2 separate regions of the Homo sapiens genome follow, and region 1 is linked to region 2. A link is a contact called in ENCODE Hi-C or POLR2A ChIA-PET data. All regions are on one chromosome and are shown on one strand. The core of a region is the stretch at or near the end of the contact, and the rest is flanking DNA. Distances in the headings are between cores, read along the strand shown. Region 1 has its middle 16 kb from the start of LINC02283. Region 2 holds the start of DANCR (differentiation antagonizing non-protein coding RNA).

What was found. A loop is a pair of places that touch in the nucleus more often than their neighbours do. ChIA-PET counts read pairs that join two places held with the same protein, here RNA polymerase II (POLR2A). Pooled maps may share reads with other maps.
Region 1: a pooled map shows a loop between it and region 2 (6-fold over the local background). The contact joins the enhancer-like site here to the promoter of DANCR in region 2. A Hi-C loop is called at or near these places in 1 of 37 single-sample maps with no recorded cell type and 2 of 50 pooled maps. POLR2A ChIA-PET finds 5 or more read pairs at or near these places in 1 of 52 experiments (AG04450).

Annotation. Positions count from the first base shown.
Region 1 is chr4:54,314,273-54,320,495 of GRCh38, forward strand. No RefSeq gene overlaps it. Among named protein-coding and RNA genes, the nearest start is that of LINC02283, 16 kb to the right of the region's middle. Within about 2 kb of position 1,464, at least 2 of the 41 ENCODE cell types and tissues checked have a DNase peak (open chromatin) inside an H3K27ac peak, as active enhancers do.
Region 2 is chr4:52,710,236-52,716,144 of GRCh38, forward strand. DANCR (differentiation antagonizing non-protein coding RNA) reads left to right here and starts at 2,159. Exons shown (of 5, transcript NR_145129.1): 1 at 2,159-2,292; 2 at 2,589-2,724; 3 at 3,259-3,307; 4 at 3,964-4,003. It overlaps MIR4449 (microRNA 4449), which reads left to right and starts at 2,447; the gene lies at 2,447-2,512. It overlaps SNORA26 (small nucleolar RNA, H/ACA box 26), which reads left to right and starts at 3,014; the gene lies at 3,014-3,135. RefSeq lists silencers at 1,965-2,798, 1,973-2,542 and an enhancer at 2,793-2,842.

The sequences.
Region 1 (6,223 bases), core at 214-2,713, 1.6 Mb after region 2:
ATGGCAACTCTAATTTTCCAGTTGCTCATGCCCCAAATCTTGGAGTCATCCTTGGCAATCCTCTTTCTCACGTTCTGTGTCTAATCTGCCAAGATTCTGGTTCTCCCTTAAGCATACCTGAAATCTATTCAGAATCTGACCGCTCTCACTCTCTCTAGTGCTGCCACCCTGGGCCATGCCATCATGACCTTTCACCTGTATGACTGCAGTAGGCTCCTCAAAAGTCTCCCCACTTTGCTGTTTTCCCTCCCACAACAGACTATTTTCAAAGCAGCAGCTAGAGGAATCCTTTTAAAATGAAGTCATGATCACTCTTCTGCTCAAAACCGTGCAATGTCTTTTCGTCTTACACTTATCAAGGCCTGTCACGATCTGGCCTTCGTCACCTCTTCAAAGTTCTCTTCCGTTCTCTTTGTTCACTTCCTTCCAACCTCACGGGCCTCATTGCAGTTTCTAGAGCACAACAAGAACACACCCCTGTCATGGCCTTTGAACTGGCTGTTCCCTTTGTATGGAATGCTCTTTCCCTAGTTATCTTTGGATAATCCTCTCACTTCCTTAAAGTATCTCCTTAATTTCATCTTTTCCAAGAGGCCGACTTTGACAGTCCTATTTAACCTTGCCATCGGCACCATCCCACCATGTCCACCTCTATGCTGCCCCCATCCCCAGCACATCCCATCCCACCTACCCTGCTCAACTTTCTCTTTCTTCCCCTACAACGTATAATCTTCTAACTTACTGTATAGTTTATTGACGTGCTTTTGGTTATTTTCTGCCTCCCCTTCTAGAATGTAAACTATGTGATGACAGAATTTGCATGTTTTGTTCACTGATACATCCCTGGTGCCTGGAACAGTGCTGGTTCAGAGTAAGTGCTCAGTAAATATTTGTTGCAGGATTGAATAAATTACCCATTCACAGAAGGATTTATGGGGGAGCTTCGGGGCAGCAGACTAACTGAGAAACCAACACTCAAATCTGGCAACTCCTGAAGCCAGATTGAATGTTGACCCCGAAGTTCCTTCCCATGTGCATCAACTCAGAATGCTTACAACATAATGACTGTGGCCGTCTCTAGTGAAAAAAGAACAACAGTCTTGAGAGTGACTGTATGGGAAGCTTTTAGTAGGGACACAGCTGAAAAGCACCCTTTGCAGTTAAATAGAGCTTTTCTTGAATCTGGAAAAACCAAACACTCCACAGAATGCACTCATTTGCCATCAGACTTATGGGAATAATTGTATCCCAGATTTAAAAAAAAACCCAGAGTTTTACTGGCAACCTGTCCAAGCCTGGAGTGAGTGAGGCTAAAGGAAGAACTAGATATAGGGAAATTTTTTACCCCAAGCACTACTGGAATTAAGTACGTGGGTGATCTTGGGTGGTGGCTACTTTCATAAAAGGTGTTTTTGTAGAACTTGTGAATTTCTCAGAAACACTGACTTGTACCTCACTGAGGCTGAGAGTTTGTTCTACTTCTGGTCTGAATAAGCAAATGTTTAGTTTCAGTTCCTCTTCAAATTCAGGACTGTCGTTAGATTTCTATGAAAGCTACTTGGCAAAGGACCCAGTCCATCCATAGAGGCCTGCTTCAGCGTGGAGTACAGCATACAATAGTGTGTATTTAGACTATGCTACAGCTGAGGGCTAGCCACTTGATAGAGCTCCTCTATGTTAATGGTGTTAGAATGGAAATTCTTTATCCTTGTAGCTGTACCATAGGGTGGGGACCAGGGACACTCAACAGAGTTGGGAGTCCATGTGCCTCCTTAAATTTTGCACCTCAGGCATCTCACATGCCTCATTCTGGTTGTGATCCTGCTGCAATCTGTTCTCACTCTGAACCACATGGAGTTAGCATTAAATGCTATGGGAAATCTAGAAATTTTCTCATGCTGAGTTCCTTTAAAGAGAGTCACCATCTTGGTTCTGATACTCTCTGACTGGTATTGGACAAGCCTTTCTTTGTTAGCAACTTGAAACTGTGGGAGGCTCTCTGTAGAATTACTGTTATGTTTTGGAATAACAAGAACAGCATTTTGCTGCTGGAAAAGGCCATTTTCCTTCTGTCTGCTTTTTTTCATGTATTGCCTTTCTTTTCTTTCTAAAACATCTTTTGTTTCATTTTTGTTCTCAAATCATTGTGTTTAGAACAACAATAATTGAGAGTCTAGCGGGAAGTTTTTATAAACTAACAATTGGGTTTAAACAAAGGCTTAATAGTCAAGTTCTGAATAGTTGGACTCCTGAAAAGTTCTAGCTAGAATGATCATAAATATAACATTTAAAAAAATACACAGGGGGAGTCCTTTTTACTAATTTTTCTCTTTTAAGTGAAGAGTTTTGTATGCATTAGGTAAGACCAACCAATCCTGTTTCTCATAGCTCTATATCTGTTGCTTGGTCAGATCACAGTGAATTTACCTGGGTTATAGGATGCCCTGCATCTGGACAGGGGTGATGCTTCATGAACATGAATTCATTGACAATATTGTGCCTGTAAGAAGCTGAGTTTGCTGGGAAAAAGGCACTAGCAGATCACATTCTTGAGAGTTAGTGATAATAATGAACATGATTATAATGTGCAAAGACTTTTATAACTTTTCTTTTTTTTTAAGAGATGGGGGCCGGGTGTGGCAGCTCACACCTGTAATCCCAGCACTTTGGGAGGCCAAGGCGGGTGGATCACTAGGACAGGAGTTTGAGGCCAGCCTGGCCACTATGGTGAAACTCCATCTCTACTAAAAATACCAAAGTTAGTCGGGCATGGTGGTGCACGCCTGTAGTCCCAGCTACTCAGGAGGCTGAGGCAGAAGAATTGCTTGAATTTGGGAGACGGAGGTTGCAGTGAGCCGAGATCATACTACTGCACTCCAGCCTGGGTGACAGAGTGAGACTCTGTCTCAAAAAAAAAAAAAAAAAGAGATGGGGGTCTCTTCATGTTGACCAGGCTGGTCTCAAACTCCTGGTCTTAAGTGATCCTTTCATTTTGGCCTTCCAAAGTGCTGAGATTACAGGCATGAGCCACCACACCCGTCCTGTTATCATATATTTTAAATAAGCCTCATGACAATCACATAAATTTTTTTTATTACTCATATATTTTAGGTGAGCAAAAGAAAATTCAAAGGTAGTAACATAGCTAGAATTACAAAGGAAGAGGTGTGATTTGTGCTCATGTCTTAATTTTTAAAGCAAATTGAGGCCGGGCATGGTGGGTCAAGCCTGTAATCCCAATGCTTTGGGAGGCTGAGGCAGGAGGATCGCTTGAGGTCAGGAGTTCCAGACCAGCCTGAGCTGGTGAGACCCCCGTGTCTACAAAAAAAAAAAAAAAAAAAAATTAGCTAGTCTTGGTGTTGGTGCACACCTGTACTTCCAGCTACTTAGAAGGTTGAGGCAAGAGGAGCGTTTGAGCCCAGGAGGTTGAGGCTGCAGTGAGCTGTGATAGCACGACTGCATTTCAGCATAGGTGACAGATTGAGACCTTGTCTATAAAAACAAGATAAATAAAAGGAATTGAGTGGTATCACACAGAAGTTAATGCCATTGAAAGATTTTTACTACATTTCCCAAGAGGAGAAGGCATGTCATGTGACACAGGGTCACATGGGGAAGCATAAGAGGTCAAGAGGCAGAAGGGGAAAGCATAGGCCACAGCCTGGACTGGGATTTCTGCAGGAAAGGCAAGGCGGGACAGGGTAAACAGTGTAGGACTGGCTAGTCTACATCCTTCTAGCAGGCTTTGGGGCATTGGGACATTCTCTAGTCACCTGGTGCCTAGCCCTTGGGTGTGTGAGTTTGATAGGGGAGGTGATTTGGGGTACGGACTGAGGACTGGTTGGAAGGTCTGTAAATGATTTTCATGCACCTGTGGAAGCTGGATTTCTGGGGAGATGTTAACAACTTTGGCCATTAGTTTGGCCCTCTGATTAATGGATGCTACATAGAAATGGATGCCAAATAGAAAACAGAACAAAGTAGCATCAGGGCAGGAGCCTTACTCCAGAGGCAAAGCTCTTTCCATGAAACCATCTAAACTCATCCAGTTCTCCTCTTCCAATCTCTCCACCCCTTACCGTACTCCACACATCCTGTTTGCAGTATCAGTTCTTGACGATCCCAGCCACTGAGTTGTTTTAGTTGGAAATCTGGCCATTTGCTAAGCCCTTCAGTTCTCATCACACATGTCTCTTCCAGTTCTCATCACACATGTCTCTTCAAGCTCTCCTTTTCTGTCTTTATGCCTCCACGCTTGCCTTGGGTCAGCGTCTCCTGACCCAAGTCAGTCTTGACGTCACAGTCTCCTAATCCATATTCTCCCCCCAGCCCAACCAAGCTGCACCCTGTTTCCAGGACGATCTTTTGTAAATAATAGGTTTGATCGTGTCACCTCCTTACTTACATCCTACCTACCTCCCTATTGCCTTAAAATTTCCCAGCAGAACACAAAGGGCCCTTCATGAGCCGACCTTTGCCTACTTCCTGGCTGTCTATCCTACAGAACTGTGGTATTGTGTCCATTGATTTACCTGAGCACAGATTTTATGAAATGTTTGGAGAACGGGGGAGACAGAGAGAGATTCTTAACCCAACTGGTTCTCTTACAGAATGAGCTTCACTGGTGTTCAGAAAATTGATGCATTGCTAGTTTCTTTTTGGCTACTGTGAACTTTTTTTTTGAAAGGTATATGAGATTCTTGTGCCTAGAAGAGGGATTCTAATGCATTTGAGGTATCGGTTTCTTAGGGTTCAAACCTCTTGCAGCTAAGAGCAGGCCCTGGAAGAGGCACCGGGCTGCAGATTGTTTCAAGTACCACAAGGGGCTGCTAGAGAGCAACAGAAGCGCCAAAGAAATTTCTTCAAAATTTCCCCTTTTTGTCACATCCTCATTTCCTTAGTCTTGGTCGGAAGTAAAATGCTTTCCTCTTTTTGGAGTTTATATTAGTGGCTACAGCTCGGTCACAGGTTATCCATACCTGTCTACCTGTAATAAATTTCTGTGTACCAATCCCTCAAAGTGCTCATCTGCCTACTCGGCTGTTTGGAGGGACTCCTGATACGCCTTCCCATGCCTCAGCTTCTTGAATGCCATTTAGAGGAGCAACGTGAGTGCATGTATCTACCAGGGGACTTGCTAATGCATTAGCATCTCAGTGTCAATTGCCAAAGGATGCCTCTTAAGGGGGACAAATTGTAAAAAGTGCTGCTGCCTCCAGGCGGAACTGGCCCTACCCCCAGGTAGCCTTTGGGCAGAAAGACCAGGTTGGATTTTGGCCTTCACATACCTCCTTTGTCAGGCAACCTGGAGACCAACTTCTAGAAGAATTAGTGGACTAACAGGAACTGAGAATCACGTTTATATATATATATATTATATATATAATATAAAATATATATAAAATATAATATATATAAAATATAAAAAATATATATAAAATATAAAAAAATATATATATAAATAAAATTTTCTGGAAATTTTGCAAGCAAACTTTGTACAGAATGTGAATTCCAAGCAGTTGAGATACCTGCACTTTCTAAATTGTCTGAAATAAACTTTGCAATTATTCAATTATAGTTGTTAGGTCTTAATCACATTGAGCACAGTTTTTGTACTTGCTTTCAGTATATGGAATTGACATGCCCTTGTGATTTCAAAGATGCAGTTGCTAATAGACTCCCAAGGGGAGAGACTTGGGACGTTCTGCTTTGGTTGTTGCACTCCCAGTTCAAGACATTGAAAGAAATGTGGAAAATTTCCCTGATGATATAAGACAGAACATTTTCTTCTTTCATGCAGCAACCCGACCTGCATTATCCTTTCTTGCGTATTCCTATATAGTCTCTTGAATTCACTGTCATGTTTGATTATTGTATGAATGATCTATCAGATTAAGTTTGACTGCATAAATCACAAAATCCAAATATCAGTGGCTTATACAATGCAGAAGCTTATTTTTTATTTCATGTCAAAGAAACCTGGAAGTCACCCAGACTGGTAGGGTAACTTCACAGTCATCAGAGACCCAGAAACTATCTTTCTGCTCATTTCCCCACCCTTAGTGTGTAGCTTCCATCCTCAAGTTTACTTCATGGTCCAAGAGGGCCAATGAAGCCCCAGCCATTAGGCCCAAGTCCCAGGGAGGAAATAAAGAAAAATAGAAGAGCCAAAGGTTATATGCCTCCTTGCTGAGTCAGCCCCCCTTAGGACACTTTTTAAAAG
Region 2 (5,909 bases), core at 909-3,408:
TTGATTAGACATACTAATTTCTCTAAAAAAATTAGGCCTAATAATAAACCCAATTGAAACAATTCTCTTTAAACTGCATTATAAGGATTTTTAGTACCAAATATATATTATCTTGAACCTAACTCAAAAGCAATTATAAATCAGTTTATTTTGTTCTATTGTCTCTGTATTTAATAGACATTTCTCCTCTAAGCCCAGTGAACAGTTTTACTATTTCGAATGAACTGTTTGTAAGTTCATTGAATTGAGGTATTTGGCCAGAAATGTGAAGCCTTCAGATTAAGGTGAATTTCTCTTAAATCAAACACAAATATAATTCTTTCATAATTCCTTCCCATTTTTATCCCCTGATTTGGGGAGGAGGGAAGACATTCTGCACAACTACCCCCAGCCCCTGCTAGGTTGCTGCTGAATTCCTGCATTAGTCTCTTTACTAAGGAGATTTACTTCTCTTTTCCTATATTTTCCCATGTTGCCTGACCACATGCATTGCCATAGTTAAAGGAAAGGTAATATCTCTCAGCTATCCAAAGGGACTATAAAAAGAACAGATTCCAACTAGAGATATGTTTGGAAGACTCTTGAGAAAGGTGAAGGGACAACAAACTGGTATTCACTCTCCAATTTCAACAAGATCCTATGAATATCTGCAAGATGATGACTAGGTGCTAGGGTTTATTGGTAAATTTTACTCAACTTCTTCTTCCCACCAAAACCACCTTAATCACACCCGAAACCACACCCTACATCAGATCCTATCATTCCCCTGTTAAAACACACACACACACACACAACAAACAAACAAAACACTTGAACAGCTTTCCATCATTCTTAGCACAAAGTATAAACTCTTTCACAAATACAAAAATTAACCAGGCATGGTGGTGCATGCCTGTAATCCCAACTACCCGGGAGGCCGAGACGAGAATAGTTTGAACTTGGGAGGTGGAGGCTGCAGTGAGCCAAGATCGTGCCACTATACTCCAGTCTGGGCAACAGAGCGAGACTCCATCTCAAAAACAAAACAAAACAAAAAAACTCTTCCAGGGTTTCCTGCATGGTCTGGCCCCAAGCCATTCTCATCTCAGGCCACTCTGCTCCTTAAGTTCCATTTCTGGGAGTCCTTAAACAGGTAAAGCCCTTTCCTGTTTTATCTTGGGGCTCTGGACGAGTTGTTCTTTCTGTTTACAAAGCCACACCCCACCAGAGCTGCCTGTCTTGATCTGTTAACCAAGTGTAGGCTATTTTTTGGTTTCCCTTCCTGCTCCACCCCCAACACCTGGGGAAAGGCTAGGTAGCATGTTGTTTGAGGGGCTCTGCCTTCAGGCTGCTTGAGTTCAAATCCTGGATCTACCACTGGCTAGCTGCTCTGTGACTTTGGGCAAGTTACATAACATAATTATTTCCCCATCTATAATTTGGAGATGATTAAATATATTTTGAGGATTAGATTTGTTAGCAGATGGTAAGTACGTGAAACAGCAATAGAAGTTCTCCTTTTAGCATATACTCCAATTTTCTTCTACTTATTTGTTTGCCAAGTTTGAGCCTGTTACCTTGAGATTGCTATGGTTGCCTTCTCAACCTCCCCAACTCCTACCCTCCAGCTGATTATGGTCTACTTATTGGACTCTGTAAATGAATAAAGAGGGAGCATGAGGAAAGGAGGTAGTCCTTCTAGCTTTAGGAGAGGCCACGGGAGTGAGCTTGTTGAACAAGACATGGTCGTGGCTTCTCTTTAAGCTTACGGTTTAGGCGGACACAGATGATGAACACACACCGGATTAGTGTGGCTTTAAGAAAGGGAATCCCAGGGCCTTAGGCCAACCCTGGAGTAACCTCGATGCCCTCTCCAGAAGGGCACCCGAGGAAGGGTCTAGGGCCCAAGAGCACCAAAATCACCAACGCCGGGGATTGGTAGGTAGCCTGAAAAATCTAATTCAGAGAAGGATGCTCCGCGCGCAGACATGGCTTATCCCCGTGCTACTGCATGAGCCACACCTAGGCCGGCCCCGGACACCGACAGCCAATGGCCGGGCCCGTCCCGCCCCATCCGGGATTGGCTGTGCGTGCCGCGGCCCTCCACCCCGCCCCGCTCAGGATCTTCCCGGGATTGGCTGAGCTACCCGACCTCTCCAGGGGATCGGCTGCGCGCCCCGCCCTTGCCCAGAGTCTTCCCGGGATTGGCTGCGGGCCTCGCGACCCTCCTGCTTCCCTCCCCGCCCCGCGCCGCCTCTCTGGTTTGTGCGCCCGTCGCAGGTCGCAGGCCTCTTTGTCAGCTGGAGTTGCGCGGTGAGTGCATCTCCAGTCTTCGGCTTTCGGTCTCCCGCGGGGAGGGCGCCCGGCCGGCCCGTGGGTCCGATCAGGGGCTGGGCTCGCCCGGTGTCCCCACGAGCTTTGCCCGCCTCGAGCTCCTCTGCTCCCGGCGGCCAGAACGGAGGGGTAGAGCAGCCCTCGGCGGCCCGGGGGGCGGGCGGCGGTGCCCGTCCCGGGGCTGCGCGAGGCACAGGCGCCGCGCCCAGCGGAACAGCCGGAGGTTCCCGGCGCAGGTCTGGGCACCGTAACAATTTTGCGCTTTGCTTCCCCAGGGCTGACGCGCCACTATGTAGCGGGTTTCGGGCGGGCCACGCGTGCGGGACAGGAACCCAACCCCAGCCGACCTTGAGCTCCAGGAGTTCGTCTCTTACGTCTGCGGAAGTGCAGCTGCCTCAGTTCTTAGCGCAGGTATGTTCCTAGCCTTGAGCGGGGTGGGGGAAGGAATGAGTCAGCCTGGAGCACGTGGCCAGTGGGACCGGAGGGTTCCCCGGCGTCTGTTTGTCGCCAAGGTCCGAATCCGGCTCCCCTTAACTGGAAGGAAACATCCATGTAGGGGCTCACCAAACAAAACAGCTGTGTTTCTAGTGTGGTTTCAGACTTAGAGAAGCAGAGATCCACGAGGTATTGAGAGCAACGCGGAAAATAGTAGTGAACCCTGTAAAAATCAAAGAAAAAAAATCACAAAGCACCCTTTCCTGTGCCCTTTTAAGGTTGACCCAGTGCTTTAAGAGGCTAACACAGAAGGGTAAAGTAAGTCTCCATAAAACCCAGAGAAGAGACTGGAAAGCTCCTCTTTGGATCCTGTCTGGAGTCACAACTGAACCAGAAAAAGTTTCGTTACAACTTGAGCGCCTTTGTGATTTTCTTTACAGTTTATAGAACAAGCAATACATTTCAGTTTTCTTTGGTTAAAACGTCATTTTAAAACTTTTCTTTCTATAGGTTGACAACTACAGGCACAAGCCATTGAAGCTGGAATGTCCTGTTGCTGGTATTTCAATTGACTTAAGCCAACTATCCCTTCAGTTACAATAGGAAAGTGCCTCTAATAAGGCCAAATATGCGTACTAACTTGTAGCAACCACGTGTCCGTGCAGTGCCACAGGAGCTAGAGCAGTGACAATGCTGGTGGCAACAGGGCAGTGTAGCAGGTGCTTCATGTTCACCTTTTCAACCTTTTCATTTAATTGTCACAACTCGGAGGTGGATTCTGTTAGGGACAGGCTGCCCCAGGACCACTCCGCCCCCGCTAACTCAATGCAGCTGACCCTTACCCTGAATACTCTGCAGCTGCATTCCTGAACCGTTATCTAGGCGCTATAGCAAGGTCACCAGACTTGCTACACCGAAGCCCTCTGGGTGGCACGGGGGAGGTCATGAGAAACGTGGATTACACCCCCTTGTAAATTCCTATTTTCACAAGATAATATATTGTAAGCCGGTCATGAGATTATATGTGGTAAAGTTAATTGACTAACAACCCCAGGGTCTCTCTCCCCCATATAAACCCCTCATTTTGTAAGCTCAGGGCTGCCACCTCCGACTGGTGGAGAAGCCTGGCAGGTTAATAAACTTACTTGGCCTGACCTTGGGTCTCTTGTCTTTTCTCTCGGCTAACCTTACAGATTCTATTCTCCCATTTCACAGGTAAAGAAATGGATTAGTGATAACTCAAGTTTCATCACCTGTGAGTATCTCTGAATGAGAGGCTTCACATGTATAACTTTTAGGCAATGTGACTTCTGGAAAGTCACTTGTCTCTTGAGATTTGGTGTCCTGGTGTAACAGTTAAGAATTATTTCAACCAAACTAGGAAAGGACCACAGTCGAGCTGTTAAGAATATAAACTCTTCATATTATTTCATTGCATTGAGCCTAAGAAGGTTCACAAAATTTGGCACAGAAGGAGTATCTGTCAGCATATTCTGTTTTTTTGTGTGTGTCTATGTAGCAAGTATTAATATTTATCTTGGAGTCATTCTTAATTCATAGCATTGTTCTTACCTTTTTATCTAAACTTTTATGTTCCATATTGTAAAGTCTAGCCTCATAAATTTAGGTAATTGCTCACAAGTTTGGATAATGTTGAATTGTAATCCCGATGTTAGAGGAGGGGCCTGGTGGGACGTGATTGGATGAAAAGGGTGGATTTCCCTCTTGCTGTTCCTTGTGATAGTGAGTTCTCATGAGATCTGGTTGTTTAGATGTGTAGTGTGGCTGGGGCAGTGGCTCATGCCTGTAATCCCAGCACTTGGGAAGGCCAAGGCAGGGGGATCACTTGAGGTCAGGAGTTAAGACTATCTTGGGCAACATAGTAAGACCTCGTCTCTACAAAAAATGAGGCAGAAGGATTGCTTGAGCCCAAGAGGTTGAGACTGCACTGAGCCATGATCTTGTCACCGTGCTCCAGCCTGAAAAGAAAAATTAATAAAAATAAAGGTTATGCAATTGTGCACATGTTATCTCAAGGCAGAGGCAGAAGAATGGCAGAGTTTAGATTAAAAGTGTGGCACCTCCCCTTCCTCCTACTCTGGCCATGTGCTTCCTGTTAGACATACCCCATGATTGTAAGTTTCCTGAAGCCTCAGCAGCCATGCTCCCTGTGCAGCCTGCTGAACCATGAGACAAACCTTTTCTTTATAAATTACCCAGTCTCAGTTCTTTATAGCAATGTGAGAACAGACTAGTACAAAAAATACATTCAACTAATGTGTTAGCTGGCTATAATTGCTAAGGGGGTAAGGAAAGGGAGATGACTTAACATGGCCGGCAAGGGAGGCCTCACTCAACATGAAAGAGCTGAGGGAGATGCCATGGCCTTATCTATAGTTGAGGGAAGAGCATTCTAGGCAGAGGGAAAACTAGTGCAAAGGCCCTGAGGATAGTTGTGTTTAAAGGTTTGGAGAAGCAGTGAAGCTGTAGAGAAGTGCCCTTAAGGAGCGGAGGACTTTATGTCTGTAGTAGTGGAAAGTTGGTTATTTTCAAACTATGGTAAAATGGCAACGTGCTCTGGCCTGCGGGGCTCTGAATGTTTTAATTTAATTGGAATGCTCCCTATTGCCTTATACTTTACTGCTCTTAACCTAACTTTTCTCTGACCACCATCAGCCCTTCTATGTGTTCTTGATTTTCTTTAGCACCCTGTAATGGCCCTGTAGCATCAGAACTACATTGCGCATCGCATGCAAACTTACCTAACTGCCTCTGCTTCTCTCCATTCTGTAAAGTCCACCTTAGTTCCCACCATATTACAGAGGGTCTAGTCAGGTGCTTGACCTTTTGTAGGTAAGTGGCTTACAGTCCCCTTCTAAGGGCCGCATAATGTTGAGCCTAGGTTCAAATCTCTGTGTGTGATCTTAAACCTCTTAGTGTTAGGTTCTATTAACAAGTAATTAAAATGAGTTATATGTGGTACATCAGACTACTTGGTAAGTAGTAAATACTCAGCAAATGATATATTAGTTGGTAGTACTATTTAATCATTTTTATAACACCGTATAGTCATAATGTAAGAACAAAATGACAATACTGATATTTAGTACTGTGTGTGTTTCAGCAGCACATCTACTAAAATTGGAACTGATACTTAGTAT